Linked DNA regions of Homo sapiens: region 2 is linked to region 1. The links are chromatin loops, found by intact Hi-C in ENCODE. Cell type or tissue: HepG2. All regions are shown on one strand.

Region 1 (5,000 bases):
CTGGGACACATATGCCTCGTTCCCTCCCACTAATTATGTATGCATCTCCTATTGCGGGAACTCCAAACCCTTCACAGAGGCACACACAAGTCTCTAAAAAGGGATGAGGAAGGAGCCTTTGGGAGCCCAGGGAAAGGCGGGGGAGAGTGAGAGAGAATGAAGGGAGAGCAGTAAGACAGGAGATAATGATGTGGCACCTTCGGGACCCAGTGGCCCCGGGAGACACAAAAAGAGGAGGCTGGGGAGTGGGGAGAAGGAGGAGAGAGAGACCAGATGGGGATAAGAAGCCCGCAGGGATAAGCGGAGGGAATCCAGACAAACAGAAACAGAAGGAAGGAGGAGGATTGTCGATGGGAGGAAAAGGAGGCAGTCATTTCCTTGCTGGATAGTAAAGGAATGGGGCACAGCACCCTTCACCCCTCCCACAGGCTGCAAATAATTCCTTCTTCCTGTGCCCCAACCCCACCCTGTGTTTATAAGAGGAGCCATGCTTGATTCTGTTTTGCAGTCATCTTTGCTTCTAGCGGACAACTCCTGGGAAAAGTTTGGAAATCTTACAATTGTTGCAGGCTTTCACTGCAGTCTTTCAGCTTGTCAAGTGGTCACTTAGCAGATGTGCTAGGTTCATCAAGGGATCTCTGGGTCAGTCCTCTTCTGCTCTCTGGAAGGTTTGCCTTTGAGTGATTACCAGTCCACGTGCCCCATCTTTATCTCCTCAGACTCCACCAATCTGGACAGGGTCCCCTAATGGTTTCTTCCCTGGTCTGAGATCCCTGAGAAAGTGTGCAGGCAGGCAGACAAGGCAGCCTACAGCCCTTGCTGTAGCATCTTCCAAATTTAAACCAACAAGGAGGAGGAAGGGAAGAGGGCAAGAGCTTTGTCCTGCATTCCTGGTAGCCTGTATGGCACCACCATGGAGGCTCCTGCTGTGCTCTTGGCAGCTGCCCATCTCCCATGGCACCTTTTATTTCCATATACCTGCTGACCTCAAGCATGCAATTTTTTCCTTTTTAAGAGACAGGGTCTCACTCAGGCTGGAGAGCAGTGGTGTGATCATAACTCACTATAACCTCGTACTCCTGGGCTCAATCCATCCTCCCACCTTAGCCTTCCAAGTAGCTAGGACTACAGGTGCAGGCCACCATGTCTTGCTAATTTTTTCATTTTTAGTTTTTTTGTATTGATGAGGTCTCATTATGTTGCCCAGGCTGGTCTTGATCTCCTGAACTCAAGTGATCCTTCTGCTTTGGCCTCCAAAATTGTTGGGATTATAGGTATGAGCCACCACAAGTGTGCAGCCACATGTCTCTCTCTGCCTAGGGACTTTGACCTGGGAGCAGCCCTAAACCAATGACTGGTGTGCAAATGCACCAGCTTCCTTGTCCCTTGGATGGCACAACTCTGAGGCATGTCCTATCCAGTCTCCCAGAGAGCCATCATGGGACTGAGCCCAGTTGCGCACAGAGGCATCTTGATCAGGAACACCCCCTGTACTGTCCTTTCCTTCCCCGTCTCACTTTCCTTACTATCCTATTGGAATTTCCTGGGATTACCTCCCAAATAAACAATGTGCCTTCGAACTCTAATCTCCTGAGGGCACTAGCCCAAGGCAGGGGCTGTGTGGTTGGAGCAGCTCCTCCCAGATCACGTGAGTGGAGGGGACGTGAAGGGCTGTGTCACCAAGGTGTTAGCACTTCACAAACGAGGGGCTATTTATCATCCACTGGTTGGGGTTTGGGTTTCCTAGAGACCACTCAGACAACTTGCTGGTGTTTCCACAGTGATGTAGTTTGGATATTTGTCTCCACCCAAATCTCATGTTGAATTATAATCCCCAGTGCTGGAGGTGGGGCTAGTGGGAGGTGTTTGGGTCACGGGGGCGGATCTCTCATGGCTTGGTGTAGTCTTTACGATAGTGGTGAGCTCTTGTGAGATGTGGTTGTTTAAAAGTATGTGGGACCTCTCCCCTAGCACTCTCTCTCTCTTGCTCCTGCTCTCACCATGTGACGTGCCTGCTCTTGCTTTGCCTTCTGCCATGAGTAAAAGCCTCCTCAGCCTCCTCAGAAGCAGATGCTGCCATGCTTCCTGGACAGCCTGCAGAACTGTGAATCAATTAAACCTCTTTTCTTTATAAATTACCCAGTCTCAGGTATTTCTTTATAGCAATGCACGAATTGCCTAGTACACACAGAGACTGGCAGGAGCTACCTTAGGTAACAAACAACAGAAAAACAAGAAAACAGTGGGAAAAGAATATGCACAGTAACTTTTGCACGTTGACGGACATACTTTGAGAATTAACAACCCAAATCGAGTGAAAAGCCTTTAAAGCAAAGTATGGGCATGGAGAGAACTGACCTGGCTGACTCTGACCCTTCTCAAACTCTGATCTGTGACGTGGATGCAGGCAATAGAAACATGGAGTGTGGCTGCCTCTGACCCCAAGGAGAGTGACCCTGGGGTCTTAAGAGAGGAGTTGTGGTGTCTGGAAAGAGTCTGATCATTGGAGGAGACAGGCTAGGGTGGAGTCCCTGCTCCCCATGCTCTAATTGTGTTTACCCTGAGAAAAAGATTTAACTTCTCTGAACCTCAGTTTCCCCATCTGTAAAAGGGAGGCCATAAAACCCCACAGAATTGTCATGAAGATTAAAAACAACATAATGCCTGTCTGGCAGCTAGTATCAGTCAGGCTTCCTTTTCTCTTTTCTTTGTCCTTTCAGGGAGCCGTACCCTTGGCCTGACTGAGGCCAGGTTTAGGGGAAAAGGAAGCGTGTCTCAAGTGCCCCGGCCACAAGGTCAGGCATTGGGTTGGCCGACTACCCCAGCTCCCCACATGCAGCCAGTCTGCGTCAGTGGGCGTGGGAAAGAGACGTAAACGCTGAAGGGCACTAAACACGAGTTAGACATGCCATTCCGCACCACCAACACATTTCAAAAGTGCACATCACAAGGCTCTTGTTGAAGCCCTGGCGGCCAGCCAGGGTCAGACCACAAAAGGAAGTTGTTTCCTCGCTGGAGCTGCTGGGCGGCTGGGCGTGGTCAGAGCGCCACATCATTGCAGAATGCAGGGCTCTTTGGTGACTTCCTGTCCTCCCATCCATTTTTTTCTCCTATGGGCCCTGCTGCACTGCCCTGGTAATGCCCCAGCCAGCCAGAAAAGTCAGCATTCACCTGACCTTTCCCTATGTCACAGAAATGGAAGGTCTGTGATATTCACATGGGCCCTGTTGCAGTGGCCACCACAGCCTTCCAGGCCTCTACCTTGGCTTTTTCTCCCCTTGGAGTATAAGGAAACGGTTATTTTATCCACAGTTGGTAGCAATCACATTTCGTCTGTATCATTGAGGTCTGAAAGGCAGCCACGGGCCCCAGAGGTGGCAGAAGGTCTGTGATGCAGCTGGAGTAAGTCAGGCCTCGTTCCCAGCAGACAATCTGCAAATATTTATTGAGGGTCTGCTCTGCACCCAGGGCTGCGGGGCACACAGAGACGCCCCGTGTGAGACAAGGAGCTTGTGTTCTGACTGGGAAGGCCAGACTGACACACAGGAAACCAGGGGGTCCTGTTGACCCTGAGCTATGCTTTTAATGCACGATTGTGTGGTAAGGTGTAGGCCAAATACCAAGACATTGGTCTTAGGCTCCGTGATCTGGTGCATTCTCAGAATCTGGAGAAGATTGTAGAAGTTAATCTTGTTTTGCCCAGGGGCTTTCCTCCAAGCAGCACTAAATCCACTAAATCCCCACATGGTCTCTAGCCCCTTTTCTCTCATTGGTCTTTTTGCCCTTTATCTTTAACTCCACTTAAGTTTTATTCCTTCAAACTAAGACTATAAACATTCAGAAATTGTTTGCACTTATCAATTAGTCCTCAAAAATACCTTGCAAGGGACGTCCTGCTATTTTTCTTTTCCAGAGGAGGAAACAGGCTGAATGTGATAAGTGGCACAGCCAGGATCACAAAGAGGGTTGATCTGTCCTGTGTGGTCCCTAACTCTTAGGGTTCTCATAGGTGGGGTAGAACTGGAAAAGATGCTGGCAGAGTCAGCTCTGTGCTTGGGCTTGCAAGAATGTCAGTCCATGGAAGCAGGATCCTCAAATATCACATAAATAGACTCTAAATCCTAAGAAATGAAAAAAATGAAACTAAATTCACAATTCCTATATGCCTACCCACCTGAGATAGCTACCTATTTGGATAAATACCTATATATACTTTTGCATGCATTGAAATATTGTGACTCAAGTAATGGGACAGTAGAAAGTGCTTTTTAATTTATCTTTATTTTTTATTTGGAGACATGATCTCACTCTGTCCCCAGGCTGGAGTGCAGTGGTGTGATCATAGCTCACTATAGCCTTGAACTTCTGAGCTCACGCTATCCTTCTGCCTCAGCCTTCTGAATGGCTGGGACTACAGGTGTGTGCCACCATATCTGGCTAATTTTGTTGTTGTTGAGACGGAGTCTTGCTATATTGCTCAGGGAGGTCTCTAACTCTTGGGCTCAAGCAATCCTCCTGCCTCGGCCTCCCAACACTGGGATTATAGTTGTGAGCCACTGCTTTGCCTGTTTTTTTTTTTTTAATCTTGAGTCATTGAACTCTCATTGGTTGGACTATGTACTGACATTTGCACCTAGAACTAGTCTAACTCTTTTAGGGCTCCCTTAGTTTTACTCAGCCCATTTGCCATTCTTGCTCTGTACAAGACAACTTCTGTTGTTGGAATTTGAGTCCAGTGTATAGCATGTCTCTTCTCCACCTGGATTCTGAATCATTGAGGCAGATCTAGAAAGCCTCTGGATTGACAACGGAAAATCAGCATCCTCACCAGCAAAGCTGATGGTAGAGAATGAACCTTAGCTATGTGGCAACTGTGGATATCAAAATACCAAACTTATGATTAGACAGACTTACATCTCAAGCAGGCTTTGCTGAACCATTGCAGTCCTCCCCAGGTGGGGGCCGACCCTACATTTGGGGAGCAGGGAAGAATGCAGGTC
Region 2 (5,000 bases), 400 kb after region 1:
TTTTCAGGCAGGACCTACCTTCTACCATAAGAAGGTCAATTTCAGAGCAATTCACTGATGGCTGTGTAGAGATCCAGCCAAACAATAATGTACATGGCTCTGCCTCCTCACTGGGAAGCAAGAGGAGGAGTCTCATAACATATGTACCGTTGTTTCTATAATATAATTTAAAAAGCTGGTGGGAATTCCATTTAGCCACCTCAGCACTGTTCACTCAATGGTTCTCAAATATAATGTGCATAAGAAACACCCTGATGTTTCACAAAATGCATATGCCTAGGAAACAAATGACAATGTCAAATGGAGTAATTAGGGAGCATTTAATGAGAACTATTTATAAAAGTGCAGGAAAAACTAAGAAAAACACAAAATATGGTATAAGAGTGGAAGCTGTTATCATCCCTATGTCTCAAGGACCAAGGAAGGAAACCAGGAGAGAAGAGTTATCAGAGACACCTGCCTAAAAGAGCTGTGGCCTTGGGTAGAGGGACAAAGCAAAAGAAAGCCAGGGCAGTAAGCACCGGGACCTCACTCTCCTCCTGTCTCTACTGATGCCCCTCGGCCAAACCCAACCAGAAGCCAGAGAGCAAGGAAGTCCCTTGATGCAGCCCATTCAGTCCACACAAGCCAGCCACCCAGGCCCAGGCTAGGGTAGAGAAGTGTGGAAAGTGGATCTGAAGAGACAAATAGAAAACATCTAACCCATACTGCATACAGACAAAGAGTGGTTACCAATCTGCTGGCTTCACTGGATTGTCTGGTAAATTCTAGATGCTGTGGTTTAATGGCAATATTGGCAAACTGGAGATGAATTAGATAAGGTGATAACAGTGCTGAAAGTTAAGCCATTTTAAGAATGACTTTATTATAACACAAATCAGAATATTGAGTCTGGAGACCACAAGATTTGAGAGGAATAACCATAGCTGTGTGGTTTAAACTGTTTGATCTGATTTGACCCGTTTTGATAGGTTTAACTGGTTTGAACTGCTCCACAAATGCATGTCAAATCTTTACTTTTTCTGATTAATTACTTAAGTAGACACAAACATTATTAACATTTAATTCAGTATATTCCCCTTGAGGCTTCGCAGATGCCCACACTGGATTCCCAGGGGGGTTACTCAGTTACAAAGGAGTCAGCCTTCCCTGATGCAAACGGGAATCCCAGTCACAAAACAGTCAGCCTTCCCTGATGCTGCAGAGAGGGAACTGGAGTCTGGGTATCCCATGGCAACCACTGTTTCTCACTGCAACAGACTATGGCTGTTAGAGCTTAGACCCACACTATCCCATGGGTGCTCATCCACAGGGATGATCCCTATGCAAGTATAGAGGCTTGCAAGCTTGGGCACCAAGGTAGTAACTCTCTTTTAGTCCACACGCACACCTCCAGTCTCTTCCCCAGGGTGGAAACAGGCCACAAGCTGGCCCCATTAGTGCCCAGGCAGGTCTGGTTCCAGGCCCTCATGCAGACTGCGAACCACTGTCTCCACTTCTCCATCTCCGCCACCTCTCTGGCTGCCCATAGGTAAGGCTGCCTTATTTTCAGACCTTTAAAATGTAATACATCTTGAAAACATGCTTCTCCCTTAACAACTGAGGCTACTTTCCCTACACATAGCCTTTGGGGAAAGCTACCCCCAGGGGCATCAAAGTGGTTTCTAATGAAGCTAGAAACTGTGACATGTGACATAGAAGATAACGTCCTCTCACTAAAGAAAACAGAGCAAAGTGCAATCTGTAGTAAGGTGCCTTGTTGGCGACACATCTGTCCACAGAGCCCCCTACACACATTCACAGAATAATGTCATGAGGGTCCTCATATTTTGGAGCCACAGGAGCAGAAGCTTCAAGAAGTAAAAGGTAAAAGGTGACAGATTTCCATTCAACACCAGAAAGAAATGCATAACGATTAAAGCTGTTTCAGAAAACCGGGCCTTAGTGACTTTGGGAATTTTGCCTATCATATATGTTAAGAGGGGTGGATTCATACAGGTGCGCACCAAGTCAATTCTTGCCTCCAGAGAATTTGTCTGAGGGGCATAAGGCAGAGTGAGAGACTGAGGCAAGTTTTAGAGTAGGACTGAAAGTGTATTAAAAGTTTTAGAGCAGGAATGAAAGAAAGTCAGGTACATTTGGAAGAGAGCCAAGTGGTTGACCTGAGAGATCCAAGAGCTCCATCTAGCCCTCGATTTGGGGAATCATTGGCATGATTCCAGGGTTTGCGTTTCTTCTCCCCTGATTCTTCCCTGGGGGTGGGCTGGCCACATGCACAGTGGCCTGACAGCACTTGGGATGAGCCGCATGTGCAGTATGTTTACTAAAGTTGAGTGCATGCCCATTTGAGGTGTTTTTTTCCCTTACCAGCTTAGCGTTTCCAGAAGAAGGTCATACACCAGTTAAACTCCGCCATTTTGCCTCTTAGTGCGCATGCTTGAGCCCACTTGCCCAGCTCCTGAAATCTTACTGGGAAGCTGCTTATCACCAGTTTCAGGTGTTTTCTATCTATTGGGAGACCGCCGTTCCCTGGCGCCAGCTGTGGCCAATTATTATTTTAGAGAGCTAGTTTAACAACTACCTGACCATCACCTGACGGTTGCCTGACATTCTTTGGATAGTGGGGAGGCCCTCTCCTGCCCTGCTCATGTCTGCTTCGCTACCTACTCTAACATATGTATCACAAACTAAGGGGAGGAGATGGTTTACTGAACAAATGGTGTTGAGGAAAATGGCTGTTTTTGAAGGCGATAAAAAGTTATATCTAATCTAGACTTCACAATAAATAAAAATTAAGATGTGTGAAATATACACTAAATATTTTTAAAAGGACATAAACATCTAAATGTTAAAAAATGATATTTAAGTTATTTCAGGATGAGAAGGAGTTTCTGTGAATAAATATAACAAAAGATCTCATGTAGAAAGGTTTAACTACATAAAATTTAAAATATCTACTCTAAGTTTTGTAACATATTTTATTGTTTATCTATCCCTTGTTGGAGGCAGGGTCTGTATAGACACCAAGGACCTTAACCAGCTCTCTTTTTCTCTCACACATAACAAAACAATAACAAAAGGAAAATTATAAACCAGGAAAGAAATATGAAAATAAATGTAACAAACAAAGGTTATAATTTAAGTCATGTTAAACTCTTTTAAATTAATCTTGAAAACATCACACCAATAGGAAAAACATGAGCAAAGGAAATGTAGTGTTAAATCACAGAAGGATGAATATAAATGACCAATATAAGCATATGAAAAAATACATTCAACTTTTCTGTATCAAAGATACAGAAAACAAAACAATGATGAGATGTCATTTTTCAATTATGAAACTGACAGGTTTGTAAAATGAGGAAGTAGGCCAAGTTGCACCAAGAGAGGCTCTCTTATTTAAGAAAAAAAAGGCTTAGTTTTGCTGTAAGCTCCCTGTCCCTCAAATAGATTAAAGAGAAGCTGGCTACCAACCCTCAGAGATGTGGCAGGGAGGATTCTAGGCTAGGGGAGAGGTTAGGGCCAGTAAGCGCAAGCTTTCCTCTGCTTCTCTGGCTTTCAGTGCTGTGTCTCAGAGCTGGATTCCCACATAGCTGACATGAAAGCAGAGACTTTCCAAAAAACAGGCTCTCCCAGACCTCACTTTCTATCTTTTCTTAGCTTAATGAATCCATTGCTTATAGGTAGAAGCTTGTCCTCAAAGCACTAGCATATGGGTGGATGTGTTGAAGATCTAATTAAGGACAGGGTCCAGTTGTCCAAGGTTCTGTGATATAATGTATACCAAAAAAAAAAGTCTGCCTATGTTCTCTCAGTCCAGCCCTTTTGTGAGTAATGACTTAGCACATGTGGCCTAGCAAGAGGGTGCCCAGGAACAAGCCCAGTCAACCTGGCATGGTGTGAGGCAGCTTCCTGCATTCCTCCAAGGAAGCAATCTCAGTACATGGCAGCTATTGCTGCAAACCAGAAACCAGTACCAGCAGGTTCAGTATGGAATATTGATCCATAATTACGCTTTACTTAAAAGATAAAATGAGTCTTTCTCCCTCTCTCCCCACCCTGTTTCTCCCTCTCCCCTTTGCCCTCCCCATCTCCTCCCCACCCCTTTTTTTGTCTCTGTCTCTCTGTCAATGTACACTAATCTCTATCACATACACCAGTAAGTATGTCAGGCTGAAAACATTCCAAATTGTGCAGCTCTCATTGATTCTCTTCTAGGCCATCACTGAACCATGGTGGCTAGCATGATTCACTTCCATGCTCATCCCCAATAATGTTAAACTTCTCCCCTCAACCTCAAGGTCGATTTCACTCTTTGACTGCATCTAAAAATGTTATGATTTTAAATGTCCTAAAAATTAGCTCTGTCTTCCAGCCTCCAGGGAGCAATGGTTAGTGAGTGCCTTGACTAAGGTGGATTTGCTATTTTAAAAAAAGAAAGAAAAGAAAAAGAAATTAGCTGCCACCTTGGCTACAGTGCAAATGCCAGTCCCTGCAGGATTCCCCTTTTCCAACCTCCCCACCACAAGAGCCAGAGGATTTTTCTTTGAGCTCCTTGACAAGTCCAAACCCCAAGAGTACTACAGACCTCAGCTGGGTAGGGGAATGCTGTGGCTGTCTATCCCCTGTTAGGGCGGGGTCTGTATTAACACTGGGGACCTTAGCCAGCTGCCTTTCTCTCTCTCATACTCAGCCTCCAGGTCCACTTGTGTTAAAAGTGTGTCAATCAGCAGACTCCAGGATTCCCATACAACAGAGCCAGTCTGCAGTGCTACCCAACTTCTTGCAGCAATCAAGACCTGGTCAAGATGTTTAGAGGCCTTAAACACTGAGACTGTTAAGATGTCACCCTAGTACGTATCTCAAATAAAACTACTACACAATAAAATATGTTAGAAAATTTAATGAAGTTGCCACTTTTTTGTAACTTCTTGTTTTTTTTAAAACAACAACAAAAAAGATGTTCTATTATTAAACCTTCATAAGTTGTTGTTATTAAA

The links. A loop is a pair of places that touch in the nucleus more often than their neighbours do. Peaks named below come from ENCODE experiments on the same cell type or tissue, not always from the same donor. Only the 100,000 strongest peaks of a DNase experiment are listed, where the experiment ranks them.
Region 2: a loop joins it to region 1, with 16 times the contacts of the local background. A loop is called at or near these places in 1 of 110 quality-filtered maps.

What each region holds. Positions count from the first base shown.
Region 1 is chr3:41,115,551-41,120,550 of GRCh38, reverse strand. No RefSeq gene overlaps it. Among named protein-coding and RNA genes, the nearest start is that of CTNNB1, 81 kb to the left of the region's middle. RefSeq lists an enhancer at 2,869-2,998. In HepG2, no CTCF peak of the experiment used is centred here; DNase peaks (open chromatin) are centred at 2,960 and 3,460; H3K4me3 peaks cover 805 bases.
Region 2 is chr3:40,717,283-40,722,282 of GRCh38, reverse strand. LOC124909370 (a long non-coding RNA gene) reads left to right here and starts at 1,282. Exons shown (of 2, transcript XR_007095888.1): 1 at 1,282-1,531; 2 at 4,694-4,905. It also overlaps a transcript of LOC105377043 not described here. In HepG2, a CTCF peak has its summit at 2,180; DNase peaks (open chromatin) are centred at 1,692 and 2,172; H3K4me3 peaks cover 519 bases.